Linked DNA regions of Homo sapiens: regions 1, 2, 3, 4 and 6 are each linked to region 5. The links are chromatin loops, found by intact Hi-C in ENCODE. Cell type or tissue: mammary epithelial cell. All regions are shown on one strand.

What was found. Hi-C counts contacts between places; a loop is a spot of excess contacts. Peaks named below come from ENCODE experiments on the same cell type or tissue, not always from the same donor. Only the 100,000 strongest peaks of a DNase experiment are listed, where the experiment ranks them.
Region 1: it touches region 5 in a loop (14-fold over the local background); 6 of 110 quality-filtered maps call a loop at or near these places.
Region 2: it touches region 5 in a loop (11-fold over the local background); 3 of 110 quality-filtered maps call a loop at or near these places.
Region 3: a loop joins it to region 5, with 6 times the contacts of the local background. A loop is called at or near these places in 3 of 110 quality-filtered maps.
Region 4: a loop joins it to region 5, with 18 times the contacts of the local background. A loop is called at or near these places in 6 of 110 quality-filtered maps.
Region 6: a loop joins it to region 5, with 10 times the contacts of the local background. A loop is called at or near these places in 5 of 110 quality-filtered maps.

What each region holds. Positions count from the first base shown.
Region 1 is chr1:217,428,778-217,433,777 of GRCh38, forward strand. It overlaps GPATCH2 (G-patch domain containing 2), which reads right to left. Exons shown (of 10, transcript NM_018040.5): 10 at 1-2,588. The coding sequence ends at 2,368. Among named protein-coding and RNA genes, the nearest start is that of GPATCH2, 200 kb to the right of the region's middle. In mammary epithelial cell, a CTCF peak has its summit at 2,802; no DNase peak of the experiment used is centred here.
Region 2 is chr1:216,308,400-216,313,399 of GRCh38, forward strand. All of the region lies in intron 9 of USH2A (usherin), which reads right to left. Among named protein-coding and RNA genes, the nearest start is that of USH2A, 110 kb to the right of the region's middle. In mammary epithelial cell, a CTCF peak has its summit at 2,550; no DNase peak of the experiment used is centred here.
Region 3 is chr1:217,331,762-217,336,761 of GRCh38, forward strand. No RefSeq gene overlaps it. Among named protein-coding and RNA genes, the nearest start is that of GPATCH2, 300 kb to the right of the region's middle. In mammary epithelial cell, CTCF peaks have their summits at 1,140 (motif pointing left) and 2,375; no DNase peak of the experiment used is centred here.
Region 4 is chr1:216,747,723-216,752,722 of GRCh38, forward strand. The region is part of intron 1 of LOC124904512 (a long non-coding RNA gene); the gene reads right to left. It also overlaps a transcript of ESRRG not described here. Among named protein-coding and RNA genes, the nearest start is that of ESRRG, 27 kb to the left of the region's middle. In mammary epithelial cell, a CTCF peak has its summit at 2,485 (motif pointing right); no DNase peak of the experiment used is centred here.
Region 5 is chr1:217,657,964-217,662,963 of GRCh38, forward strand. The region is part of intron 3 of SPATA17 (spermatogenesis associated 17); the gene reads left to right. Among named protein-coding and RNA genes, the nearest start is that of SPATA17, 29 kb to the left of the region's middle. RefSeq lists an enhancer at 1,944-3,143. In mammary epithelial cell, a CTCF peak has its summit at 3,019; a DNase peak (open chromatin) is centred at 2,588; H3K27ac peaks cover 2,639 bases.
Region 6 is chr1:216,959,035-216,964,034 of GRCh38, forward strand. It overlaps a transcript of ESRRG not described here. Among named protein-coding and RNA genes, the nearest start is that of ESRRG, 240 kb to the left of the region's middle. In mammary epithelial cell, a CTCF peak has its summit at 2,654; no DNase peak of the experiment used is centred here.

The DNA of each region.
Region 1 (5,000 bases), 230 kb before region 5:
GGTGTTAGAGAAGCTAAGTTAACATCCCACAGAAGTTGCTTCAGAAGATTTGTACCTGTCCAGAACAGCAACAATAAAGAGCACTCATAAGGACTGCAATATTTAATGAAGAAGTTCCTATACACTAGTCTGGTGTATATACTGCTCTTCTTCACTATGAGGGTTTTTACTTCCATTAGAACATAATAAGGTGAAAAAGAACAGCCAAGTCCTCAGGAGTGTGGAACCAGGCTAACAATGACCTCATTGTTTGCTCTCAGTGGCTTCAAACTTGGCTTTTTGAGATTCTAGGATTTTAGCAGATCTCCAGGCAATCAAATTAACAAAACCTCAAACACCAAATTTTGAATAGACCCCAGAGCACAATACACTATCACAAAGAAGTTTTAAAACTTGTATATAATCTCCCCCCGGCTACATAGACAGAATGAGCATTTAGAAAATATCAGTTAAAAAAATGGCAAATTTGTAAGTAAAAAACTTGTAGAAAGTAATGATACCATGGGGTTACTTTATCCAGTAAGAATGCTTCAAAAGAACATCTCTTCTGGTCGTCCATAGTTCCCTAACCAACCTGTCCTCTAGGTACAATATCCCTGGGAAAGAAGATAATTCTCAAGAAATGTACATTTGGCAAACCGTGAAGGCTTTCAAATAGCAGGTTGGACTTCCCCTCCCTAGTTGGCAGGATTTTTTTTAGGGGACCACCTGAGAAAGGTCTGTTACGTGCATAAACCTCCTTTAACACCTTTTAAAAACTCTTCTGGGGGCTGGGCGCTGTGGTTCATGCCTGTAATCCCAGCTCTTTGGGAGGCCAAGGTGGGCGGATCACTTGAGGTCAGGAGTTCGAGACCAGCCTGGCCAACATGGTGAAACTCCGTCTATACTAAAAATACAAAAATTATCCGGGTATGGTCGTGGGTGCCTGTAATCCCTGCTATTTGGGAGGCTGAGGCAGAACAATCACTTGAACCCAGGAGGGGGAGGCTGCAGTGAGCCGAGAGTGCGCCACTGCACTCCAGCCTGGGCGACAGAGGCAGACTCTGTCAAAAAAAAAAAAAAAAAAAAAGAAACAAAAAAACTCTTTTGGAAAGTGACAAGATTTTAAAAACCCATTAGAAAGGTGATTCACATGTGTTATCTCAGTCTTTACTCAACCAGCAAAGGCCATTATAAATAGAATGATAATAATCATCATCATAATAAGTTGTTAATAATGAAGATAATAAATAAAGATCTTCTAAACTAAAAGCAATTTAGAATTTCTGATACTATGAAGCAAATGACTCAGAAACAGCTCAATACTAGGCACGTAATACAAACGACCTCTTTTGCTAGGTTTTAAAGTAACATCTTGGGTCCTAGAAAGGGCAAATCAGTACCATTTACTTCTTTTGTTCACCTTCTAAATGGGTTGGGTCATTGCCAGAAATCTGAGTTCTGGGAGAGCCATTTAACTTTTCATGTAAATTGATTCAATATTGTAATAAATTACTCCAATGATTAAAATTTTAAATCCGTTTACTACACTTGAGTTGATCTTAAAAATAATATCAATCTTTGGGAAAACAGAGGTAGAAGTACATCTGGATTAATAGAATTTACAGTTCAATCACGGTGAATTTAAAAAATACATTTTTCTTTCAATAATTATTTTATGTTCTAAATGAGGTAAAATTTATAAAATCTGCATTAAAGTAAGGTAGAGGGCACTCTGGTGATAACAACGATGAGGTTTATTTTTGTCAAAACATCCAAGGGAAACATTAATTGTTGTTTGTCAACTGTGAACTTCACACTACATTGTCTAAGGATAGAAAATTGATGGGTATCACTCTGTCAGAAAATCCTCACCAAGAAGCCAATTCAAGGAATATGAAATTGACAAGCCTTTCAAACAAAGATGTGTTCGGACTTCACTGATGCGATGGTAGGTCTTTTGGGTTACAATAGATAGGGATGATATAAAACACAATCTTTTCCTGTCTATTCCATTTTAGAAACTGGTGGGTGTGCTCACGTTTGTCTGGGCATTGCAGCACTGCACACATACATGAATTAAGCAAAGCATCGGAAAGTATTGACACATGAGACTAAAATAAATAAGAGAAACGAGCTGCTCTTTATACCTAGAAATAGCTGGAAATTACTGAAAAAAATTAAAGTGCAGAGGTTTTCATTTTAGCACCATGAATTGTGATGAAATCCCATTTCTCTCACTATGGCAGGACTGTATGCAGTAAGGAAGCTAGAGTGATGTGTTTGAGGCAATGTAGATTTTTGCTTCAAAAACAGAAGTCATGTTATCATTTTAGAACAATGGGACATAGTGAATAAAGTCTGTAAAACATTTCTTCTTTGCTTTTCTTAGGCGGATTTTCCTGCATTGGGGGTAGTAGTTGCGGAAGTACTTTTTGGTAGAGGAAATCCAAGTCCTAATCCCTTTGGCCTCTGCATGGCTTGAATTGGCTCAGAGATCCCCTTGCCATCTCGTCCAAGGCCTGACCCAGGCGTCCAGCCCATATTCTGAAGCATTCGGTTTCCAATATTATTTTCTAGGATTGGCTGGGCATTTTCACCTACAAATCCTGAAATGATAAAACAACAGCACACATTAATCAGTATGAACACAGGTGAAGATATTAGGCTATGAAAACGATGTTCTCCTAAGTTTTGTTTTGTTTTGTTTTTCAACCAGGTACTAGAGGGGGTTGCGTATTCATCTTTGGATACTTTTTGTAGTTGAGAGAACAATGGAAGAAAGATCTTGTTTAGAATTTCAATTCTAGCACTTCACAGCAGGGTGAGCTATTCAGCCTCTCTGGGCTTTTGTTTCCTCATCTGTGAAACAGCCATAATACAACCTACATTGCCTATCTCACAGAACTTTGTAGGACAGATGAGATCATGTATGTAAAGAAACTTCTCAGTAAACCATAAAGTACTCTACTAATGGATTTATTTTCATTACCATGTTAGCCTTATGGATTATTCAGAAAATCACCAACCTATATTGTAATATCTCACATTTGCCCATGACCTTGACATTCAACAGAACCAAAACTAAAACCAAACCAAACAAAAAGCACAACTGGTGGCATCTTGAATTCCTAGGAATTTACATTCTTATAATCTCTCTCCTTGTTATTTATTATTCAGTCTGTAACATATGCCTCCTTTAGTTCCTTTCCTCCTTTTCCTTCCATGGCCATGTTTAAATGATTATATAAGTTAGTAGAAAGAAAATAGAGGAAAATAATATTAAAGAGATATATATTATAAAACTTAAAAAATATATTATATACATTTGCAGGTACATAGACCACAATTCCCTTCATAGGCCTCCAGAGATAGATATATTTCTTCCTTCCCTTCCCTCCCTCCTTCCCTCCTTCCCTCCCTTGATTCCTTATTTGAAAAAGGAGATTGGTTAGTGCTTAACATGAAATTTAGATATAGATGTTGTTTACCATATTTTCTTAGCAGGTAATTGAGAAATGCATCTATTTTAAGCATTTTCTCTTTGATGACATTTTCAAAAATAGACTTTGAATTTTTTTTGTAGGCTCTTATAGAAAAAGTTGAGCATAGATACTGTATATTTTGTTCTAGGGAAAAACTCAGAAGTACTAGATATCTGAAATCCAAGGATGGAGAAATTAACAAACACCATAACAGTCAAAAAATACAAGAACTTGAGCTCTTTCCTTCAATTGCAAGCTTGGGCTTGTCCTTGGCCTTGGTTGATCTGTCCCAGGTGTGGTATAGGTTGGCTCTTTCCTTGACTGGTTCATTTCTGTTCCTTCTCTAGCAGCAGGTATTAGATTATGGTGTATGAAAAGGGAATATAGTAAATCTGGAGCTAACCAATACAAGCAATCAGAAGTCTTAATTATCAGAGCATTTCTTATGGTTACTCCCCTTTTAGAAGAAAGTGAATAACAGACAAACTAATATTGCAGTCTTTGAGAAAAAAAAAGAGAGATGAAAGTCTATCTTAAAAGAACCTTTGTCTTAGTGAGAACATATTCGGCCCAGTCCAATCTCTTACACCAGGGCTCAAATTTACAGGGACACAGAGTTTGACACCATTCCCTCCATAGGCCTCCTATACTACACTTTCCAAATATCAGTAGAATGCCTGTGGTATAGCAGCTGAGTCCTGGCTCTAGCATATTTCTGCTCTGAAATGTGGACCATGTCTTCCTAGACAGAGGTTGAAATGGTCAGCTGTTGACATAACCACTTACTTCTCTCAAAGTTTCATGAGTCTCTTTAGCACCAATCTACACCTCACCCTGCCCCTATCCCTTTCCCATCATCAGTTTTCTTCTTCCCTGACTCAGGATTATTACGGCACCTTCTCCCCAACTACAAAAAAAAGTTGGAACTCTCTGTCCTACTCTTTCTCTGAGACTATGTTCAGAATGGTGGTACCAGCAGAGAAGGATCCTTGGATCTCAAACATCAATAAGAATAACAAAAATATTAACGATGAAACTCCAGAGTATAGTAGTGTTCTCTTTCTTATCCTGAGTTGTGGTTACCCAAATGGCCAATTTATTATTGTTCTTTAAGCTGTTCATATATATATATATATATATATATTTATTTATTTATTTATTTATTTATTTATTTTGGCAGAGTCTCACTCTGTTGCCCAGGCCAGAGTGCAGTGGTGAAATCTTGGCTTACTGCAACCTCCACCTCCCAGGTTCAAGTGATTCTTATGCCTCAGCCTCCCGAGTACCTGGGATTACAGGTGTGTGCCTTCACCCAACTAATTTTTGTACTTTTTAGTAGAGAAAGGATTTCACCATGTTGGCCAGGCTGGTCTTGAACTCCTCACCTCAGGTGATCCACCTGCCTTAGCCTCCCAAAGTTCTGGGATTACAGGCGTGAGCCACCACACCCAAACTGTACATATACATTTTTAAGTGTATTCTTTGAACTATGTATTTCACAGTAAAAAATAAAATAATAGTAAAAGGAATGTCAGC
Region 2 (5,000 bases), 1.3 Mb before region 5:
ATCACATTCTTTTTTTTTAGTTTACTGATAACCAGTAAAGTTGCACATGTCTTTACATGTATATTGACCATTTCAGTTGCCACTTCTGGCTTCTTCTGTGAATTACTTGTTCACTTCTTTTGTCTGTTTTTCAAATAGTTTGCTTAATTTAAATGTTACCTTTGTCAGTTATATATGTGTTGTCTTGCTAATGACAACTGCTAGTATGTAGCTTTTCTTTCTTTTTATAAAAAGACATTTTTAATAAGAGATGTATTAAATTCTTCTATGCTGATGGTAGAACTTGCCAATTTCTCTTTCTGGTTCTATAAAATTCTGCTTTATACTTTTGAAACTATATTATGAGATGCATGTAAACTTAGAATTTTATACTTTATAATTATACAATAAGCCTCTTTTTCTTTAATGAAACAGTAATGTCTGTTTTGCCTAATATTTATGTAGCTCATGCTAGCTTTCTTAAATTTTCAAACTTGAAGTGTGCTTGTTTTTTGAGTATGTCTCTCACACCCTCAGCACAAGTACCATGCTGAGCTGCATTGCAGCATGAGGGCAAAGGAAAAATACGAACCTCTGTATACAACTAGAAAATATTTACCAATCTTTGGAGCCAAATGGAAAAAGTTAATAAACACTCTACAGTTTTAAAAAAATAGCTGTGTATAATGTCCCATCATGCCTAGTCTGTTTCTAGACGATTGTAAAACCTTCTATGAGACAGGTACATGCCAACCTTATAAAACTGGTAGGTAGGAATTATGGACTGATTAGAAACAACAGCTCCCATTACAAAATAACACAGGACCATAAAACAAGCAACACTAATGTGTCTTTACTTAAAATTTTGATTTTTAATTATACATTTCTAAATCATTTGACTTTTTGAAATATAACATAAAAATATTATAGATCTTGCTTAATAGGGTGTTTTTGGTGCTTTTGTAAAGTTTGTGATTAAGACATTCTCTTGCCCTAATTCAGCCTCTGCTCAGACAATAGGTGGATGTTGTTTTCTCTTTCAGCCAGACAGTCTCATAATTCTAATATGTTCAGCACATTTAGATTTGTTGTGATTGTTTATTTATTTGGAATTTCTATTTTCTATATATCCTTTTTCTTTCGTTCTCCTTTACTGCCTTATTTTGAAATGAGGTTGTTGTTTTTATTCCTTCCTAATACGTTGTTGAAAAGGAGTGCTGAGAGGAAACATTCTTGTCTTATTCCTGATCTTAGTAGGAAAGATTCTGGTTTCTTATCCTTAAGTATGATGTTCACTCTAGGTTTTTATACATATTTTCTATTAAGTTGAGTATGTTCTCCTCTACTCCTTATTTGTGGAGAGTTTTGATCATGAATGGATGCTTGATTTTGTCAAATACTTTTTCTACATTTATTGATATAATCTTGTAATTTTTCCCCTTTAGCCTGTTGATGTGAGGAATTACTTTAGCTGATTTTTGAATGCTGAACCAGTCTTGCAAACCTGAGATAAATCCCTCTTGGTTCTGATATATAATTATTTTTACACATTGCTTAATAGTTTTATTTTGAATATTTTGTTGAGAATTTTTGCATCTATTTTTATGAGAGTTATTGGTCTGTGGTTTTCTTTTCTTGTAATTTCTTTGTCTGATGTTGGTACAGGGTAATGTTGGCATTATAAAATGAGCTGGTTTTATTCTTCAATTCATTCTAACAATCTCTCTCTTTTAATTGGTATATTTAGACCATTGACACTCAAAGTAGTTACTGGCATAGTTGGATTAATATCTACTACTTTTTATTCATTGCCCTTGTTCTTTGTTTCTATTCTTGTTTTCTATATACTTTTTACCTTTTGTGGTTTTAGTTGAGCATTTTTACATGGTTCCATTTTCTTTCCTTTGTAAGTATTAAATATATCAACTATACCTTTTTAAAACTTTTTTGGGGGTTGCCCTATAAAGCTTATAATATACATTTATAACTAATCCAAGTATACTTTTAAATTTTGGAATTTTTTGTTATTATTTTGTTGAATAAGATTTCTAATCCTTCCTCTTCAACTCCCTCTTGAATACCATTAATTCTTACATTTGGCCTTTTGAGGTATTAATAATTTTCTATATATTGTAGGAAATCTTCATTTCTTTGTGTTCTTTTTTTCTCCTCGACCATATATTTTCAAATATTCTGTCTTCAAGCTCACTGATTCTTTCCTCTGCTCAATCCATTCTGATGGTGAGAGCTACTAGTGAATTTTTCAGTTCGGTAAATTTATTTCTCAGTTCCAAGGTTTCTGATAGATTTTTTAAAATTTCAATCTCTGTTAAATTTCTCTAATGAATTTCTGAATTATTTTTCTGTGTTCTACTGGAGATCACTGAGTTTTCTTAAAACTGCATTTTAAAATTCGTGGTCAGGGAGCTTACATATTACTGTCTTGTTAGGGCCAGTCCCTGGTTCCCTGCTTTGTCTGTTTGGAGACATCATAGTTTCCTACTGCTGTTTTTCTTGTGGACATACATCTATGTCTTTGCTGCTAAATTGCTTCCTCTAGGGAGCTATAGGGGGCGCTTTAAGCCCAGGTTCGCCTTGGCTTCAGTAAACAATCCAATTGTGCCCTTCTTAACAAGAGAGGTCCCAAAGGGAATATCCTGACAGTATGGGAAGGCTGCCTAAGGGTTTGTGCCGAGGAGAACAGTGAAATAATCCTCCTGCATCATAGTGCTGCTAAGCAGCTACTCTGACATTGTGTCTGCATTGGTCAAGTTACAGAGCAGACTTTCCCAGGCTGGGGATGACAGACCTACATCCCCCTTTGTCTCTGCCTATCTTCAGGAATATGTCTCCCTTTAGGCACTCATGACGCTTCCAGTGGGTTGAGGCATGGATAGGACAGGTCTCTTTCCGGTAACCCAGAATGGCTGGGGAAGCTGGTTGTTTACCTCAATCTTAATTTTTCCAGTGTAGAAAAAAGTGAGTTGGAGGAAAATCTTCTGCATATTTGGTGTCAGGCAAAATGGGGTAACGAGTGCTACAAATGTGAAAGTCAGGTTTCTTACCATCCACTTGGTGTTTCTCATTTCCTTATGGCCCTGGGAACAGTTATATCTTCATATTTGAGTTCTGGACTATCGTGACAATTTCTGGTGATAATCTCAGCAATGTATATTTGTTAATTTTTCTTTTTGGCGGGAGAGGGGCGCGGTGGGGTTGTGGCATGGCAGCTTGTTTCTGTGCCGCCATTTTGGAACTGGAAGTCATGGGGCGGAAGAGTTAACATCCAGAGCAGCCCCTGACACCTGGCATGGAGGACGGGAGAACCGCAGGTGGAGCTTGAACTATCAAGACAAAATAATGTCATGCGAGAGTTCCAAGTTGACTTTTAAATAACACGATACCACTTAAAAGGTGGCATGAGTACCTAATAATAATAAAGTATTCCTAGTTCCTCCCTCTGGTGTCTTGTATTGTTGCTATCATTCATTTCACTTACACACATGCTATAATAATGAAATACATTGTTCTTATTATAATTTTGAACAAACTGGTATCTACTAGATCAATTAAGGATAAGAAAAATAAAAGTTATTTTATTTATTCTTTCTCTAATGTTCTCCCTTTCTTTACATAAATCTGAGTTTTCTGACCTGTATCATTTTTTCTCTCTCTCTGAAGTTCTTCCTTTAACATTCTTGCAAGGCAAGAAAAGTCTACTGGTTTTTGTTTGAGAAAGTATTTTTCCTTTACTTTTAAAGGATAATTTTGCAAGATACAGAATTCTAGGTGGATTTTTTTTTTTCTGTCAACACCTAACTATTTAACCACTTTTCTTGCTTGCATGCTTTCTGAGGAGAAGTAGAATGTAATTCTTATCTTTGCTTTTTCATAGGCTAGATGTTCCCCCTTCAGCCAGGCTCCTTTTAAGATATTTTTCCCTAACTTTGATTTTTCTGCATTTGGAATATGAAAAATTCTTAGTCATTATTGTTCCAAATATTTCTTCTGTTCCTTTCTCTTCTTCTTCTTCTTCCCCATTATATGTATTTACATTTTTGGTAGCTGTCTCACAGTTCTTAGATATTCTGCTCTATTTGTTCAGTCATTTTTCTTTTTACCTTTCTATTTTGGTAGTCTCTATTGACACATCTTCAAACTCAGATTCTTTTATCAGCTGTCCCCAAATATTAATGATCCAATTAAAGGCATTCTTTATTTCTATGAAAGTGTTTCTGATCTCTAGCTTTTCTTTTTGCTTCTTTGTCAGAATTTTTATCTTTCAGCTTATATTGCCATCTATTTTTGCATGTTGTCTACTTTTTCCATTAGAGCCTTTAGTGTATTCATCAGAGCCGCTTTAAGTTTCTGGTCTGATAATTTCCATATCCTTTCCATGTCTGAGTCTCATTCTCATTTTTGCTCTCTCTCTTCAAACTGTGAGGTTGTTTGTTTGTTTCTTTGTTTGTTTGTTTTTGGTGTTTTAGTGTGCTTTGTAACTTTTTGTTGAAATCCAGACATGATGTACTGAGTAAAGGGAACTCTGGCAAACAGGCCTTTCATGGTGTGGTGGTAAGATGAGAGGGGAGGGAAAGCGTTCTATGGCAGTGGTCCCCAATATTTTTGGCACCAGGGATCGGTTTTGTGGAAGACAACTTTTCCACGAACTGGGTGTGAGGGCAGCACATGGGGAATGGTTTCAAGATGAAGGTATTCCACCTCAAAGCATCAGGAATTCTCAGAAGGAGTGCACAACCTAAATCCCTCACATGTACAGTTCACAATGGGGTTTATGCTCCTATGACAACTTCATGTCACTGCTGATCTGACAGGAGGCAGAGCTCAGGAAGTAATGATAGCTCACCAGCTGCTCACGTCCTACTATGCAGTCCGGTTTCTAATAGACCACAGACCACTACTGACCAGTGGCCCAGGGGTTGGGGACCCCTGTTCTATGATTCTAGGATTAGTTTTCAGTTTTTAATGAGCCCTGTGCTCATTGGCTGTGAACTTTACAAGTA
Region 3 (5,000 bases), 330 kb before region 5:
GTGAGGAAAAATAAGCACAATCCTGCAGCAGCGTCAGATCTGATCTGGACCGGGGCACCAAGAGATGTCTGTGAACTGACACAAAGTGTTTGCTACTCAGGCTGCAAGCAGACAGCAGTGAGAGGATCAGGGCTCCACAGAGCAGCAGATGACCGTCCTCAAAGTATTTCATCCTGGCCAATGGACTTTGGCAATGAAGAGCTCACAGGGAGAGCTGGGTTTCACTGTGAACAATGTTTAAACCCAGGCTTAAAGAAGCGAAATATTTTGTCCTCTGTCCTGTGGCATTTTGATGAGACTACTACTGGGTGAAAGAGGGAAGAGAGGAAAGTGCATCTGAGAGTTCAGCTCCTGTATATTTATGGCTGAGAATTCCCAAAGTTATGTCACTAATTGGGTTTGGAAAAGAGAATCATGCCAGCCAGGCTTTATGCTGTGAATTTTCCTTAAAAGTTCTCTAGAAAGCTTGCCAAATTCTTTTCATCATGACCCTAAAACTATTCACATATGCGCTCTAGTTAAAAATCCACATTTAAAAGACAGCCTGTTTATATGATCCATTTAAGGTCAACTAGCAAGTGAGTAGAAGAGCCAGGAATAGAACCCAGATATTCCAATTCTTTTTAACTGTTACAGTGGGCAAGCCTATGTTTCTTGTTTTATTTTTGCATTTTCAGGACCTACAAATTAGCATATAGCAAAATTCTATCTTGGGGGAAAATGTAATTGGTCAATTCATAAAACGGAGAATTCACAGCAGAAAAACAATAAGTTTCTATGGGATGAGAACAAGAAGGAAATCTCCTGAATTTCATCTTAAGTCCATATTCCCAGGCAGACAGTAACATTCACTCTTTCAGGCCTGGCTCAGTGCCAAGCTCCACAAGTACTAGATGTCTCTCTGAGTGTTTTCAGGACAAAGAACTTGGAAATGAAACAGGCTGAGGGTATCTTGTTCTTAGAGTAAGGAAGAGAGAACCAAGAAGGATGATGCATTGTAGATAGCTCTTTGTCTTCAGGGAACCTTCAACTCCTCCCAAACCAGGTATAGCTATGCTTTTCCAAAGGCTCTTAATGTAGGAGCTCTGTGACCAAAAGCCTTTGACACATTGTTCTACTGGGCAGTGAGAGTGACATCAGGTGGATGCAGGAGTGAATGAAACAGCCAAGTTACTTTGGTGCTGTGGTGGAAGATTATCATTTTGTGAAACTTTCTTCGGGTTTAAAGAGTTGTATTTAGGGTTTGGGTGTTTGGTTCTGTTCCCGGCCCCTGTTCTCTCATCTACATACTTAACGATCTATTTGCACAGGAATTTTAGTTATCTTTGCATAGGGTGGGCCATATTCTAAACTTGGATATTCTGGTGTCTTTGTGGAAACTGGGAAAGGGGATATGTTTAAGGGATTCATAGCATGTAAAGTTGAGTTTGACGAATATTTCTGGAGCACCTACTATGTGCCAGGTTATGTATTGAGGATTTAAAGATAGTTCTTACACTCTAGAAGTTCACTGTCTAATTTAGTGAGAAAGAGAACAAATGCAGCTGGGCACAGAGAAGAGGGATCTGAACTTATCCCACACCTGAGTTGAGTCTTGTTGGAATAACAGCATAACAAAAGCGTGGAAATGAATAACAGCATCAAAGGTGCAGATAAAGATTCCAGGACCATGGGAACAGCAGATTGAGATTTAGTTGGGTTGCTGCATTGGTCTAAGTTTTCTCTTCTGCAAGATAACAGGGTAGATTCCAATCTTGACTTTCTCTGAGCACATTTCCTGTGAAGAGAGTAAATTTGGAGGGAAATTTACCTGAGAGGATCACTCAGGTCTAAATGCCTCCAATGACGTTTGATTATTTTGTTTTTTAAGAGCGATGTCATAGCTTCATTTAAAGATCCCACTATTACAATATACCAAAGAATTTAGACCTTTGAATCTATTCAAACTCGTAATGAAAGACTTTTTAAAATGGTGGTAAAATATATACTTCAGCATTTTTAAAAGTTGTGGTAAAATATGCCTTTTAGCCATTTTTAATTGTACAGTTAGTGGCATTAAGTACAATTAATTGGCATCGTGCAACCATCACCACCATTCATCTCCCCCAAGCCCCTGGTAACCTGCCCTTGCTTTTCATCATTAAACTGTTTTGCTTTTCTGTAAGAAGTCCCAGGCTGCTTTGCCACAGCATGACATAGATAGAATTCTACAAGAGAGTAGAGCAATCAAAAGGAGGCGCTCCTGACAGAGGACGGCGTTCAGGTTTTTGGTTCTAGCCACACTGCTCATCAACTGTGAATTTGGAGGCCTCATCTCGAGTTTCTGCTCCCAACCTAGGGCATAGACCCCACCAGGGAGGCTGGAGCTCCCCCTAGAGTTTCGTGTCTCCATTGCAACAATTTGGGCCCAAAATAACAAATACCAAGCAAAAAGCTTGAAGGGGTGGTGGAGACAGAGGGAAAAGGAGGGACACAATTTGAGAGCCACTGGGGAGCTGCTAAGTACAAGCTGTCCATGCCTCTGAAATAGCACTTCCTCCCTTCCTCTCCCCTCATACACTGGATTGCGTTTCATAATCCTGCCAACACTTAAATCCCTTTTGCTTCCTAGACTGTCCAGTGTAATTGATAATGCTGATGCTTTAGTAAGCAAGGCTGTTCTTCAAGTCAGTTTGGAACTAATGTTTCAGCAAGGGGCCACTGTGTTCCCAGGGATGGAAGAAATCAAATGAAATGTAACACTCAGGCCCTGACCACCTCTGGTCCCAAAGGCTTGCTTGGAACTTCTCACAGGATAGAAGCCTTCCTGTTTCTGCATTAATCTTTGTTTGCTGGCCAAGTTCCAACTCAGGTAATTACATTCTCCCTTACCCAAATCCTCCCTTGGCAGATTTAGTCCTTTCGTATGTCTTCTTGTGGTCTTTAGTTTTTGTGGCATATTGCTCTTGACACAGCATTTTTCTGAAGAGATTCTACCTTTCAATGAGAAGGCAGAGATGGGTGGGCCCACTGGCATTGCATTTTATCTGCAAAAGAATTATACAACGAAGTAAAGGTGGGAAAGCAGCAATGACCAGAGAGCCCTAAAGAATGAAAGAGCACATGAGATCCCCCGATCCCTTCTCCTCCCTTAGGTAGGTGCATCATTAAACTACTGATGTTATTTATTTACTTCTTGTTATAAAGGCTGCATAACCCTCTAGAGTTAGATAGCCAGTTTCATCACTCTTCTGGCACAAAACTTATTTTCAAATGAAACCCTTACTGCTTGGGTGTTGCTAAACCATCCTATGTTTCTTGTGTTGGTTTGGCAGATGGTTTATTGTTCAGTTCCCCAGGGTTAATATCTAGGTTTAGTTTGGGGATAAAGTGATTATGCAGATTTTTAGGTTGTTATTTGGATTCAAAAATCACTAAAATATGCCAGAAATTTCTTAGTAATTATATTGTAAGTACTACCTTCCCCTGAAGATGTGATTAAGTACATGAAGTACTTCAACTCATGAGGGATTTATCGAATACCCGTGTCACCTTCCACCTAGATGACCTTGGAGAAGTTAACTAACAATTTTGTGCTTCAATTTTCTCGGTTTGCATATTGATTAAGTATAATTACTTCATAAGATTATTGTGATGATTAAATGAGAGTGCACAGAAATCCATTATTAGTATTATATTAAGCAGATATTTTGGAATAGATCTAGAAAATAATGAAATAATCAAGAAATCTTTTCAAGAAGATAAGGATACCAAGATGACTAAGCAATGGTTCCTGTCCTCAATATGCTTATGGTATAATGAAAGTGCCATAAATTCTTCATTGCTGTAATCCCAAAACCTAAATTTATGTCTAGCATTCCCAGTGAGTGGCCAATAAATACGTATTGATAGAATAAATATACGAAGGATGTAAACATAAATATACAGAAGAGAAATTTCCAATGAGGGACGTTGAGGATGGCTTCATAGAGAAGTTTGCACTTGATCTGAATCTTGAAAAATGGGTATGATTTCGATAGACAGTGAAGGAAGTTAAAGGTATTCAAGTAACTTACTGGAACTGTGTTTCCTAATCTTCTCTGGGTCATAGCACATAAAGAGAATGATAATATTTATATAGGACACTGACCAAAGGCAGTTGGCCACAGGTTCCCACCAAAGCTGAACAAACTTTGTTGCTCTGAAGGCTGAAGGAATAAGTATTTTGGGCATATACATAATTAATTTGCATCTTACAATTTGGGAACCTCTATATTGGAAGATAATTCCCAAGAAAACAAGGATCTTGCATATCTTGGTCAACTTTGTATCCCCTATGCTTAAGATAGTCCCTGGTATGTGTTAGTTGAATGAGAGCAGAGAGGAAAGCATGAGCAAACACTTAGAGTTGGCCTGTAAAAGGCATGGGTGGGGCCATGGAAGTACAGGATGCACAAGAAAATGTAGAGTCTGGAAAGACAGGCTGGAGGCAGATCTAGGAAGCTTTTGAATGCTGTGCCTGATTGGCCTTGATTCAGTAAGGCATGGGTTCCATCAAAGACTTTGGTACAGGGTGCTTTTAATGGGGAAGATTATTTTGGGGGATGATACAATGGAGAGAAAAAAACACTGGAAGAAAAAAGTCAAGAAGGTAGATATTTCATTGTCTGGATGGCAGACAATGAGGGCCTAATGTAGAGCAGAGGGAATGTGAAAAAAGATGAATTTGACACCTGAGCTCAGAAATATCTAGTAGAACATCACTGGATTGAATGGGAAAAGGCAAGGCAAGAGTCATATTGCCACTAATTGGCTATTTTATCTTGGGAAATAGACTTAACCTCTCTCTGCTTGTCTTCTCATCTACAGAAAGAGAGACCTTCAGTCCTACTGATTTCTAATATTTTAGAATTCTGTAAAACTTATCAAACTCCTAATAAACTAACAAGGCCTCCCTTCCTCTCCTCCGTTTCTCCTCCACCTCAGTTTGTGGCAACATTTCATCTTCTTCGTTTGGACTC
Region 4 (5,000 bases), 910 kb before region 5:
CAGCCTACCAACTTTACTGTGAGAAAAAAGGACTAATTTATACAAAGTCTATTCAAACCTTAAAATATTATTAATCTATGAAAACAGTATGTGGCATAATTCAAAAAACAACAGTGCTCAGGAGGCTAAGATATAATTAATAAAATCCAGTAGGTTTCCTCCCTCATTTTGCCTATAATGTTGCTTATTCTATCAACTCCATTTTGCTTTAGTTTCTTGCAAATGAACTAGAAAGGTGATTGTATAAAGGTTAATTCTATGATGTCAGTAACATGAACTTTAATAAAAGATACTATTGAAATAGAGTTATTACTCTTAAAATGTAGGGCATTCAGATAGGACTATATTGGGATGTAATTATTGATTTACAAATAAAGTTTAGAAAATAAGAAGCTTTGGAAGCAGAGGGTAAAGCTGGAATCCCTCATAAGCAGTGGACTCTCAATTCACTTGTCAATGTATAGCCTAGATCCACACTTGCTCAGAACAGGTTACAAGTATCACACTAGTTAATCCATGCTACCCAGACGGAATGGAAATGGACATTTTGTGGCACCAGAATGCCTAGCTACTCTAATCTGTCTGGGACCCCATTTTTTTAATGCAGTAGTAGCAGAATAAGAAAAACATACAAGAAAGTCAAATGTTTTCCCAACTGCAGAAGCAAACACTTTGCCAGAAATTCCAAATAATTTAAAATGTGGCCTTGCTTTCTCTCCCTCTCTCTCTCTCCCTTTTACTATCAGTACCAAGCCAAGAGTCTAAATATTAATAGAACTATTTATACAGGCTGTTGTCCACCTTAATGCAGATTTTTCAAATTTCTTCTGCAACTTGCTGTATCTGAACACACAGAAACCTCTTATTTCTCTTGTGTTTGCTCAAGTTACACAAGTAAGTTCATGAACATTTTGCCAATACACAAATTCTGATTTTTTTGTGGGGAATATAAGTCATCCCTGTGTTTATAAAGTGACAGAATCTGGAAGGATGTTGTCAGGCCAGCCAACTTTTTCAAACTCACTTAAATCAAGTGCTGTTATTGAGGCAGACGACGCACAGAAAGCAAGTTCACATCTGAGTGCAGTGGTTGTCTCCATCTAGAAATAATCTCAAAACATGGTATGTGAGTGTGGTCTCCTTGGGGGCACCACATACCCTTATAGACAGGCACAGAGCTGGGGAGGGGCCCATCCATTTGAGTCTATGCTTATGGGGTGGCAATCTTCAGTTGCCTACGGTCGACGTAGAAAGACAACACCTGCTTAAATCAAATCTCTCATCCATCCCTTTTAATTTGTCATGGCTCCATGCTCTTTATTCCAGTCCATTCTCTTTCTAGCACTATAAGGAGCAGGGAGAGCAGGCAAGAGACCCAGCAGCAGCCTGTTTGCTGGGAACTTGCACAGTTAAGGTGTCTAAATATTTTTTTTTTTGCACTGTTATGCCATCACTTAAGGATCAATTAACTGGTCTCTGTGGCAAACTGCTGTTCAGTGACTGGTGCCATCCAGTGCGCTGGGCAAACTGACACCAATGACCAATGCTCCCCATGGTTTGTCGTGTCTCTCAGGTTCCCTAAGACCATACCGACGGCACCTGTTAAAGCTGCTTCTGCTAAGCTGTTCTGCATTTGTCTGGCTGGATTTGGACTTCCTGGATCTCTGACTGAATACAAAGTGATTAGAGAGCCCAGTGTTTGGCAACAAGCGCGATAGGGAATACGCTGTGTGTGGGTCCACAGGAGCACAATGTTCTTCATAACCCCATGCAGGGAGCGCCCTGCTAGATTCCCTGTGCTGTGGAGATCAAAATGGTCTCTTTTGTCGTCAGCTGTTTAACAGCAGCTGTTTAATGTAATTCCAAATGATTTGCTTGAATGAAGTTGTCATTCCTGCAGTAATCTTTAATTTGGTAAAACACATAGCTGAGCAATGCTATTTTTAATATTATTTTAGCTTTAAAAAAGTTTCCAGTCCCCATATTTTCCATGATGATGACAGATCGAAATCATTACTGGGAAGTATAATTACGCAAAGGAGAAAACTAGATATTAATATCAGCATTTTTCTACCTAAGTTAGTCAAATGCTAATTGGCAAATAGAGGTTTATCAAAACAAACAAAAAATAAGTATAATGAAGTTAACAGAAGAATTTTTGCATCATAAACTTTATCCCCATCTATCACTAAATGTAAATTGCACCTTTTTTCTGAGGAATATGTCTTATGTTAATAAACTCAAATAGCTAGTCTAGGAAAAACATTTTAAAGATTTCATGTTTTAAGCATTTGGACAATAGTGCTCAAACATTACAAAGAGGACCACAAATGAATCAACCAACCTTCCTTCCTTCCTTTCTTCGTTCCTCCCTCCCTTCCTTCAGCTTTATTGATTATCATCCATTGCAGTTTGTAGAGAAGTCTGTTTACAAGGCAAAAAATGCCTGGCCTGTGTTCTCAGGCAATTCTGCAGTTCTCCTGTGAACAATAGAGGGCACTGATGCTTCTAATCTGGCAGACATCGCCTCGGAGAGAACAAAATCACTCTTCTACTTGTGGCTTGCCTTCCAGCTAGCCAACCTCTCAGTACCACATTCCATTTGTGATAGACTTTCTCTCTCCTAAGAAAGCTACCTCTTTTCTTTCTCTATTAGTTGATATTCTATGTCCAGTTTTCAAAGCTCTGCATTAAAAAGCTGTTCTTCAGTTAATAGTTTGTGGTCTTTTAAAAAAATATCTCCTGGCTTTTCTGATTATGAATGGCTGTTCTTAAAGCATATCTTCTTACCTTACTGATCTTCTTTCTAACCCTATTTAAATACAATTCATTCAGAGATGATGCTACTTGCTAGGATCTTGGCTTAAAAATGAAAACTCTATAGGCTAGGACCCTTTATAAATATATGTCCTGACAACCTACTGTCCAGTGGCATGTATTTATCAAATGTCACAAATTAATACATTGATAGGCACCAGGCCACCACCCGAAGAAGAACATACTGTGATACAGTTCTTCACTAAAGAGAGTTATTTACCTTTTTTTAAAAAAAAACTCAAAGCCATAACAATTTAAACTGTTTCACTTGAATCAAATGAGATGCATCATCCATTTCCCTGATGTGCTTTCAGTAAAGAAGAAAAGGCTTCATAAGAAATACCTTAGGAGAGTGCTCTGTGTTTAACCATTTTCTCACCATAAAAGTTAAAATCACCTAATCAGAAAACACCCTATCATTTTATACTGAATGGTTCATAAGAACATAAAATTCCATTTAGCACTGCTACCCGCTCTCATCATCTACCCTTTTAAAATGCTTACCCATCTTTCTCATTGCTATTCAAAGAAACAGATTTATTTCTCACCCTGGAGTTGGGAATTTTGGCATGCCAGATTGAAAATGTACCCAACACCAAGTAGTGGATGGGTTATTCTTAGTCTCCTTACACGCTTAAGAGAAAATGGGGCAGTGTATGTCTCTAAATCAAGTGAAGTTCTTTGGAAACTATGACTTCAGCTATAGCTAGATTAGTGAGGCTGTTGTCATATTAGAGAAAGAACTGGGATCATGAACAATAGAAATGCTAGTCACAGCAAAAGAGATGAAGGGACAAAATCTTAGGGACTGTGAGAAGAGGTTGCAGAATTATTACCATATTCATCATACTTCTGATTTATTTTAACTTTGGTTATGGAAATTAGAGAAATTCCTCCAGTGCCTTTTTGATGTCTCTGAGCAACCACTGACATTTGGTGGGGGGTATTTTGCCTCAGCCCAGCTGTGCAAACCCCTTTCATCATTTCTCTCCTGTCCCTTTCATCTGCCCTTTCACTGCCTGCCCCTCCACTCCCTTTATTCTTTTCCCTTTTTTTCCTCCCTGCTTAGGCATCAGGGCCTGGGAGCCACCAGTAGACCCAAAAGACACAAGATGGCTAGAATAGTTCCTGTTTCTTCCCTGATAAAGTCAAGGGAAAAGGCCTCCCTAGATAACCTGTCCCTTCGCTTCTTTCCTCAAGGTTTACAAAATAAAAATCAGAATCATTGGTGATAACCTTTCTTGTGTTTTAGACTGTTTATCGTATTAGATGGAAGAATATTCAGCTGATATATATATTTTTTTCTTTTTGGAAGAAGCTATTTCCATGCTGTGGCTGAGCTCTCTGGCAGCCAACAGCGCCTTTGATTAGAAGGCTACTTCATAAATTACAAACCACCAGAGTGAGAGTCATTATGTAGAATGGGCTCTGCCATCTGGTCGTCCACTCTCTACACGATAAAGGCCATCATCCTTGCTCTGTGGCTTGGTTACTTCAAGGCGTCCTTAGCCACAGCACTGAAAGAAAATAGATGTTTTCATTCTAAGCTCACTTGGCCTTTTAAACCTAGAATATTCAAGCACTTGGAAGGGCTATTATTCCCATTTAACAGATTGGGAAACTGAGATGTAAAAGAGTTAAGTATTTTTGTAAAAAATCCAGTAAAAAAAATGTACAATTTTTCCTTTGCTTCAATAGCAAGAGAGCAGATTCCGCTTTTCTCTGCTTTCTAGCTGTATAAGAAATTTCAGATACATTTCATTTCCATTTTCTGAAAGGTTCTATCAATGGAAATTACGGGTGCATGTGACAGGAGAGAATGAATTTCTTATTGAAGAGGTAGGCACTCTGCAACAATTCATCTCAGCTGCCTCTAAAGAACAAAAAATAAAAGTTTTTTAGTGAAGTTGATAAAATGCCAGACAGGAATGAATACTTTACTTTTACTTATGTTTCTTTCCTGAAGCAAACAGGAGAAACATACCTCCCTTTACCTCTGGAAAGCAGTTCAGAACACACTGCTAGAGGTCCTATTCTCTTCAGAAAGAACTTCTGGGCATTTGAACTAAAACTGGCCAAATCAAAGAACTGTTTAGCCCAGCATGGATTCAGTATGATGGTAATTACTAATTGCTTGAGTCTGAGACATTTCTTTCTTCCTATACTAGGGTATTTTAGAACAG
Region 5 (5,000 bases):
AGGAAAAGCCCCCTATAAAACCATCAGATCTTGTGAGACTTGTTCCCTATCTATGAGGACAGTATGAGGAAAACTGCCCCCATGATTCAATTATCTCTGTCTGGCCCCACCCTTGACACATGGGGATTATTACAATTCAACATGAGATTTGGGTGGGGACACAGCCAAACCATATCAGTCCCCTCTAAATCTCATGTTGAAATATAACCCAGTGTTGGAGGTGGGGCCTGGTTGGAGGTGTTTGGGTCATGGGGGAGGATCCCTCATGAAAGACTTGGTCCCCTCCCCACAGTAATGAGTGAGTTCTCGTGTTAATTCATATGAGAGCTGATTGTTTAAAGGAGTCTGGCAGCTTGAACGGCTCCCTCTCTTGCCATGTGACATGCCTGCTCTCCCTTTACCTTCCACCATGAGTAAAAGCTTCCTGAGGCCTCACTAGAAGCGGAGCAGATGCTGATACCACATACAGATGAGCCAAATTGACCTCTTTTCTTTATAAATTAGTCAGTCTGGGGCCGGGTGTGGAGGCTCACACCTGTAATCCCAGGACTTTGGGAGGTCAAGGCGGGCAGATCACGAGGTCAGGAGATCAAGACCATCCTGGTTAACATGGTGATAGCCCGTCTCTACTAAGAACACAAAAAATTAGCAGGGCGTGGTGGCAGGTGCCTGTAGTCCTAGCTACTCGGGAGGCTGAGGCAGGAGAATGGCGTGAACCCGGGAGGTGGAGCTTGCAGTGAGCCAAGATCTCACCACTGCACTCCAGCCTGGGCGACAGAGCGAGACTCTATCTCAAAAAATCATAATAATAATAAATAATAATAAATAAATGAATTAGTCTGTCTCAGTATTCCCTTATAGTATGCAAAATAGACCCACATAAAATATAGGCAGTGCAACTATTTTGGAAGCTAGACAAATGCAACTGCTTCATTTCTTTCCCTGTGTTTTCTATTGTCGCCTGAGCCACGAGGGCATGATTTGAAAACCACTGATTTAATTTTCTTGACTCTGGAAGGATCTCTGGAAAGATCACACATGAAAAACCTGATGATATTACTGCCTGGGGGGAAGAGAACTGAGTAGTTGAGGGACAGGCATGGGAGAGAGACTTCAATGTCAACTCATTTGTAGTGTTTGAATTTTAAACAATGTGCATGTATTATCTATTAAATAAATTAATTTAAAAAGAAATTCAATTTAAAGGAGACTTTGCCCATCAAAACACACACACACACACACACACACACACACACACACAAATAGAAGTAATAAGTATTCAGGTGAGAAGTTAACATAGGCTCTGAAGGTCAAGGAAATGACACTTCAGCTAACCCTTGGGAAGAAAACATGAATGAAATTTTGAAATTAGGAATGAGCATAACATATACAGAAAAAATTAGATAGTTGCTCTAGATTATGCAGACAGTGGGGAATAACAGAAGGTTGGTAAGGAGTTCAGTGTGACTTTTATAAAATAATTTTATATTAATATATTTTTAAAGGAATTTTTTACTTAAAAATAGTTTTTACAATCATTGTCTCATTATGTCATGAGCAATGGTTCTGTTAAGAAGAATGTGCAGGTGGTATCTGTTTTATAGATGAAGAAATTGGTACTCAGGGAGACTAAATGATGTGCCTAGGGTTCTCAGCTCCTGATCCATATATATCTATATAGATCCACATACTAAATACTAAACATCTTCTCTGGATGTCCCTCGGGTGGCCCAAATTGGCTCGTCCTATATTTCTTTTTTTCAGGTAAATAGTACTGCAATTCAACCAGAAATCGAACCCTGAGAAACAGTCATCCTAGACTCTCTACCACCTCTTGTTCCCTATCTCACCTTCTATTGGTCATCAAATCATTTTTACTTTCCCTCTTAAAAGCCTCTTGATTCCAAACTAAACTGCATCATTTTACTGCCATGCCTGTAGTCCTCCTTCCCATAGCATACAATGTAAAGTCCTTGCTTTTTAACATGACATGTGAGGTCTTCCATGGTCTTACCATTGCTTCTTATCTAATGTCACTTCTTGCTATACCTATGTAAATATGCTTTAGTCGTATTCAACCACTTGCCATTGCCCAAATATGCAGTGTCCTTATCACCCAAAGATTTTTGGCAAATGCTGTTCCCTCTGCCTGGAATGCTTTTCTTCACTCTAACATGCCTCTCATTGGTCTTATTTCCTACGTATCCCTCAAGACTTTACTTGAAGATCAACTTTTCCTAATCTTAGTAGAAAGTAAAATTTGGGAATACTGAAAACATTAATTTTGTCTTCTTAAATGCTTGTCATGTAGGCATTTCTCTCACTGATACATTTGTTTATTTACATCTCTCTCATTTGATTGGAAGCTCCTGAGTAGCAGTGATGAGTCTAATTATATCTCAAAAATATCCCTGTGACTGACACATAAAAGGCCTACTGAAATTTTTACCAACTGGATAAATGATTCACAGGGATACAAGTTGGAAGATGTTTGCTATGACCAATGTAGATGATGATTAACATCAGTATGTGCCAGGGTGGATTGTATTCTTGTTCAAAATTAGTCATCCCATCTCCCCTTCTTCATAAAAAGGATGATTCATACTCATCCCACCGATGTGGGGCTTGTCTATGTGTTGTGAGCAGATGGGATATATGCCACACCCAAACTGAAGCTTTAAAGAGGTGTTCTCGGTCTTTTCCTCTGGCAAAAGAATGGCATACCTTAGATCCAGCTTGCTCCTTCAACCTTAGGGCTGAGACGAAGAGATATGTGGGACATAGCTACAGGGAACCTTAGCTCACATGTAGTGTGAGTAAGAAATAAACTTTTGTTGTTTTGCAACCTACTGCAATGGTTGTATTTTTATCTCAGCAAAGCTGATTGATAGTTATAATGATAACAAAAGCAAGGATGTTTATAAGAAACATTCTGAATGGGTTACTCGGTTATGCTTACAAAAAGATGTTTGGAGCTTTTGGAGTTTGTGATGATGTTAGGACACCTCCATGTGGTGGTATCTTGTAAGGCGATGGTGCAAACTCAGCAAAATCTCTGGCACATCAAAATTAGAACTCAACAAATATTTGTTAAACCAAGCTATTGAATGGGAGCTTAGATTAAAGATCAGCACTGGAGATAAAAGTTCTAGATCCATAGTTATAAGATGACAGGATTTTCTACCTAATGAAAAAAGTATGTGAACAGTACAGAATGGTGTCTAAGAATTGAGGCTTGTGGAATGCATTAGGTAGAATTTAGGAAGAGGAAAGGGAATTAAAAATAAGAATAAACAGGAAAACAGTGATGTTATATCACAGGAATTAGAGGAGAAAACTTATAGGAAACTTGGAGTTGTCAAATGTGAAGTTCAAGCAGAAAGAGGACTGTGAAAAGATAGAAGTTCTGGGATCTCTTTAGTGAGGAAAGTCAACTTTCCTCAAAATTCTCCTATACCCAAATATTTATATCCAGCTTTTAAATAATTCTCATGGTGACATCAAATAGCTTATCAAGTCCTAAAGAGTCATGTGCTCTGCATTGCAGTGACTTCATTAACCCACAATAATAGAGCTATTCCAGTCTTGTTTTGTGATTTGTTTGCCTCTTTTTTGCTTCCTGTATGACTGTTGTTTTTGTTTTTCTTTTCAACTTCCATTTTAGGCCTTTCTGCTGACTTTCATACTGCTATATCTAGCAACATAACCCAAATTTGCCTATCTTAGGGGTACAGAACTGTTGGGTCACAACTGTGAAAATTCTTTCCTATTATTGAGGATGTGCTCTGATTCTCCTTTTTATTGGTAACAAACTTATTGTCACCTGGTGCATGTGCTCAGTGCACATGCATTTTATGCATGCTGAACTCTTGGTTTAATTTTACTGTGGCCTGTTCATTTCATTATACAATCAAATAGTCCTACTATTTGGGGACCCATCTTGTTTTAGCTGTGTAGTGTTCTAGTTAGCTTTTCCTTACCCCTTCCTTACTCCATTCGTTTCATAAATGGGGAAATAAAAATAAGTCATTCTTTTAAGCAATAGTACCACAAAAATGTAGAAATATCCTTTCATTTGCTTCTTTTAAGAGCACTAACAATTTGAGAGTTCCCTGACTGCATTTATCTGTAAAAACTAAATTGGATGGCTTGTATACATTTTGTTATATTTTTAAATTTGCCTTCCTTTTTTATATTTTGTCATTACCCAATTTACATTATGTTTAATATCAGATGTGCTACTTTTGAATCACCATAGTCTGAGAGCAGAGAAGTATAAAGGCTATTGTAGTATATAATTAGTTTGATATGAGGTGTTATAAAATAATTATATATAACTGTAGTCCTAGACAGGTCAATGTTACGTTTTTAAATTGAGATCATCTAGTGAATAACATATGTATGGCAACCACATTAAAACTCAATTTAATTAAATTTTTTGTTGAAATGTATTAATAGCCTATGGTAGAACTATTTAATTTACAAAGATTGATTATGATTAAAAAGAGAAATTATTCAAATTATAAAAATAACATTATATACTGATGAAATCAAGGTTCCCAGTATTCATACATGGCTTACCATTATAACACTTCTTTCAATGTTTTCATATATGATTATTTAAAAGAGGAACAATGAAAGTTTTATTAACTTTAAATGGGAAAAATGATGACATGTACCATCAAATTCCATTGTATGTTGTTACGATAAAAGCCAACAATTTGATCTTTTCATGGTTGGCAAAAATGTATAAAATACCAGTCACTAGTTTTAAAAGTGATAAGAGATTGACATTGTTGCTTTCACAGATGTTTTTATTTCTCTTCATTAGATGAACACATGTTTATTTTTAGATGAGAAAATGCCCAATATTTTTGATATTTTTCTTTATAGGACTTCCAAATCAGTTATAAGATAATAAGGCAGCATTCTTCACCTTTTAGTGTAATACCAGAAAACTGAAACATATATATATTTTTTCCTTAGGGTCTAAACTTCAA
Region 6 (5,000 bases), 700 kb before region 5:
CCTTCGTCCCTCTCTCTTTCCCTCCCTTTTGCACTTTTATCTTCCTTCTTTCCTTCCTTCCCTCCTTCTCTCCTTCCTATTATTTATAGTTTATCTCATTCTACCAAAATATAAGCTCTATGAGGACAAGGAATTTTGACCATTCATTCCACAACTTTTGCTCACTACTGATTCCCAGATCCTAGAACAAGTTTTTAATGCTCCAGAAGTGTTGAGAGGAATATATATTTGAACTCTTTACCAACTTAAAGTCATAACATTTTAGTCTTTAACTATATTTTAAAAGCGGCAGATATATCTATTTAAAAGAAAAAAAAACACCTAAAACTGTGCTCCCAAACACTGTACCAAATCAATTTGATTTTTAAGAAATGAGGCCAGGAATGTTCACTCGTGCCTGAAATCCCAGCACTTTGGGAAGCCAAGTCAGGAAGATCACTTGAGCCCACGAATTTGAGACCATCCTGGGCAGCATGGCAGGACCCTATCTTAAAAAAAAAAAATTAGCTGGATGCAGTGGTACACACCTGTAGTCTCAGCTGCTTGGAGGGCCGAGGCAGCAGGATCCCTGAAGCCCAGGAGTTCAAGGCAGGAGTAAGCTCTGATTGTGGCACTGCACTCCAGCCTGGGTGACAAAGCAAGACCCTGTCTCTAAAATAAATAAATAAATAAATATTTTTAAAAGAGTTTTTAAAAACTGAGACTGAGTGAGCACGTGAATCAAATAGACTTCATAGAACAAAGTGAAAAATTATATATTTTATATATGCATCTGCATGTATACATACATCTGTACATATACATGTATAGAGAATTTTTTAAGTAATAATAAAACAGACAGATAAACTAACCTATACTGAGCACTTACTGAGAAACTGTTAAACCTCACAAGAATTCCAGGAGGAACTATTCCCACTTTACAGATAAGAACATTGAGGCTTAGGGTGTTTAAGTAACTTGTTAAATTCATACAGCTGGTCGGTTCCAGAGTCAGTATTTAAACTGTATTATATTGTATCACTTTGCCTAAATATTATATGTGTGTGTATGTACATTTAATTTGAATTACAAATAGAACATTGAAGAATAAAGTCTGTAATGTAAAAAAAAATCTAGTCCCTTCCAATGCTTTTATAACATTATCATTATGTACATATTTTATGGTGTTTGAATTTTCTTTTTGTAATCATTAGCGACTACATGTATATCATATATGTAGGTTATGAAACATAATAACAGAATAAACTCTCATGGATCTACCAACCAGCTTAAATAATGAGCATTGCCAAACTATCAAAGCTACCTGTGGACCCTTCCTCAATTCCATTCAGCTGCATTCCTCACCAGAAGTAAACACCACCTCAAATTGTGTGCATATCATTCCTTTGTTTTAATTAGAAATTTGATTACATGAATGTGTCCCTAAATGAGGTATTGTTTAGATTATTTCTATGGGATTTTTCAAGATGGTATCATACTATCTATAGTCCTCTCTGGTTGTTTTTTGTTTTCTCATTCAATACTACGCTTTTATGACTCCTCCATGTGTTTGTTTGTTTGTTTGTTTGTGGAGACAGAGTCTCACTTGTTGTCCAGGCTGGAGTGCAGTGGTATAATCATGGCTAGCTGCAGCCTTGAACTCTTGAGCCCAAGTTATCCTCCTGCCTTAATCTCCTGAGTAGCTGGGACTATAGGTGCATGCCACCATGCCTGGCTAATTTTTAAAAATATAATTTTGTAGAGACAGGGTCTCACTGTGTTACCCAGGCAGGTCTTGAACTCCTGGCTTCAAGCAGTCCTCCCACCTAGTCCTCCCAAAGTGCTGGAATTACAGGCATAAATCACCAGGCCTGGCCCAGTTCCTTCATGTAAATGCACATAGCTGTGGTGGTTCATTGATTTTAATGCTCTACTGTATTCCTTGTAGGAACATACCAAATTTGTTTGCTCATCCTTTTGCAAGCTTCTTTCATCAGACATCAAAACATATTACAAAGCTACTGTAAGACAATATGATATTTATACAAGGAGGAAGAGACAAAGTGATCAATGGGACCAAATAGAGAGTTTACAAAAAAGACGTTGCCAGATGGTAACTTGGAATCTAACAAAGTAAATTGCAGATCCATGGGAACAAGATGAACTATTCTGTAAATTGTGCTGAGATAACTGATTAAACGTTAAAGAAACCCTACCTTATACCACACAAAACAAATTCCAGCTGGACTAAATGTGAAAAGCAAACCTCTACAACTTTAAGAAGACAATATAACAGAATATCTTTATGACCTCTCAGTCAGCAAAAAGAAAATTATTTTGCCAGTGCAAAAATTACCAACCATAAAAAAATGATAAAGTCTATCTGGATATGAAATTATTTTTATCAAAGGATACCATAAAGAAAATAAAAGAAACCACAAACTATTAGAAGATATTTAGAACATAAACTACCTCTTCTTAAGGATTTCTTTTTTAAGTATATTCCTACATTCCCTGACATAGTCACAACTTGAGAAATTTACTCTTATTTTTTTTTTTTTTTTGTCTATTTCTTCCTAGAGCTTGGAAGGGTACCTGGTACTTGATACACTGTTGATTAACAACCTTTTATTTTAGGCTGTTTTCTACGGCAGCATATGTAAAATTTTACCTTGCTTTAAACAAAGGCTACTAACTATAGGTGGCATTGTTGTAACATATATCATGTTCTCAATTACCTGCATGACAGCAAAGATTGATACTAGTAAAACTTCATTTAAGTTTTTTAATTCAATTGAACGAGAAGGTCATTGACACTTCAGTAATTGCTATTGAAAACCATTTGGCTAAAAGAGAAAAACACACACATATACGCACACAAAATAAATTGTGACATAATCTTTACCACAGATTATTCACTTTAAAGGAATTTCCCACTATGATTCTTGTTACAGGATCATTATTGCAATTATTTTACCTAAGAAATTATCTGATACTTCTAACCCTATAGTCACACATGACATAATTGTTACAGCCATAAAGAAAGAAAAATTGTCAGTGCTTTCTGCTATTTTTTTAACTGCAAATAGAAAGTCCAGTTTTTAAGCTTTGTTCTTATTCGAAACTATGGAATAAACACAAAAGAATCAAAAGAACTAGCGAGAGAAAGAAAGTGGTTTGGGAGAATCTGAGAGTAGCTCCCTTACTACAGATGGCTGGCAAGCTGGTAACCTCAGTGTGAGACCCTGGCATTGCCTAAGTACTACTGAATATTGGTGACCTGGTTATTTCCTCCCAACTAGGAATCTCTGGTCAAGTCTTTGAGTTTTTCTGCTTTCTTCTCTGTCTTCATTCCAAGAAGACAGGGCTTAGTGTAGCTAAGTGCCTAAAATTCCCTTGTCTGTGAATGTTTAAAAACGTGTTCCCACTTGAAAGCATGGCAGAGACAGAGGTGTAAATGAACATTTCAGGCTACAAATTTAATCTGTAAAGTCCTGCATCTGTTGTCTCATCCATTAGATGGTGTGTTTCCACAAGTAGGAATCTTTTTTTTCTTTTTTCTTTTCTTTTCTCTTTTTTCTTTTCTTTCTTATTGTTAAATTATAAAATTCACTGCTAGGCTAACAAATCTTGTTGCTAAAAAACAAAGCCAGCACGCTACCAGAATGTATGAACAGAAGTGCACTGTATAGGAACCATTGAAATCTAATCACTTTAAAGCTTTCTAAAAAGACACTGTATTTCAGGACTACATAACCAATATATTATGCAGAGAAAACTTAGAGCTCAGAAAAAACAGTGAACATGAACATAGGTGTAGAAAATAGCAACTGAGAACGTATATACAATTAATATGACAAGACGGGAAGTCTAAAAAAGAACCAGGTAGAATATCAGTTCCTGTGTGCAGAGAATGGCTCCTGATATTGTGAAAATGTGGAAATCCACATACCTGGGTTAGAGACCCATACGTGTCACTTACAAGCCATATGACCCTGAACAAGTTCTATAATTTCTCTTGGTTGTTTTGTGAAAGGACAGGAAAATAATATTCAACTCACTGAGTTGTTTGGAGATTTAATGAGATGATGTGCTTAAAGCACTTTGTACACTATAAGGCGCTATATAAATGTGATTCATCTACCTAAAGAATAATTATTAAAACAGATTATCCCTGAGGAAAGAACAAAAGGAAATGAGTCTATGAAATTATAGTGAAAGGAATGTATATCACGCAGTGGGACAAGCATCCTGGCTGTGACACTGATTACTAGGGAAGCGACAGAGTTGGTTTCTGAGGTTATAAACCACCACTGCTTGACAGAATGAAAACAATCTTGCTTAGAGGTAAAATCATAGAGTATGTGACACTTTTTGGTGCCACCCGGGATAAAAATAATTGGGCTCAAAGTTAATACAATTCATTAGATAGTTCTGTCTTCTAAAGACAGGCTTAAACCATGTTTCCTGAGGTCCTGAGGAATCTAACAGAGTCAAGCCACGTAATTCTAGAGCATTTGATGGCTTCCTCTCGTACAAGTTGAATGAAGACTTGTCTATCCTCCTCTATTATCCTAAAATGAAGCTTTTAAAAATGAGCCACCAATCTATACAAAATAATTTGATGACATTTTGCCAAATATTAAGCCACGCAGTGGTGTCCTTAGGGAAACCCGAGAAGAGGAAAATCACGTTGTGCTCTCTGATGCCTTCCATAAGGGACACCAGAGGCCAACTTTGTGCAGGGCTCTATGGAAAGTACAAGGAAGGCAGAGGAGAAGCTAAAGCAGACACAGTCTCTGCCTCAAAGTGTCTCGGTCTAGTGGGAGAGTCAGCCATTACTCAAAGCCACATTAGGAAAAGAAGTGATCTGAAAGTACACAAAACAGAGATTTGACTGACAGACAGAAGCCAGCTAAGGATTCCCTAAAGATGAGGAGACAAAGTAGATATCTGAGAAAAGAGTAGGAATTAATCAGGCAAAGATACTACCTGGAGATTTCTAAGCAGACAGAACAGCA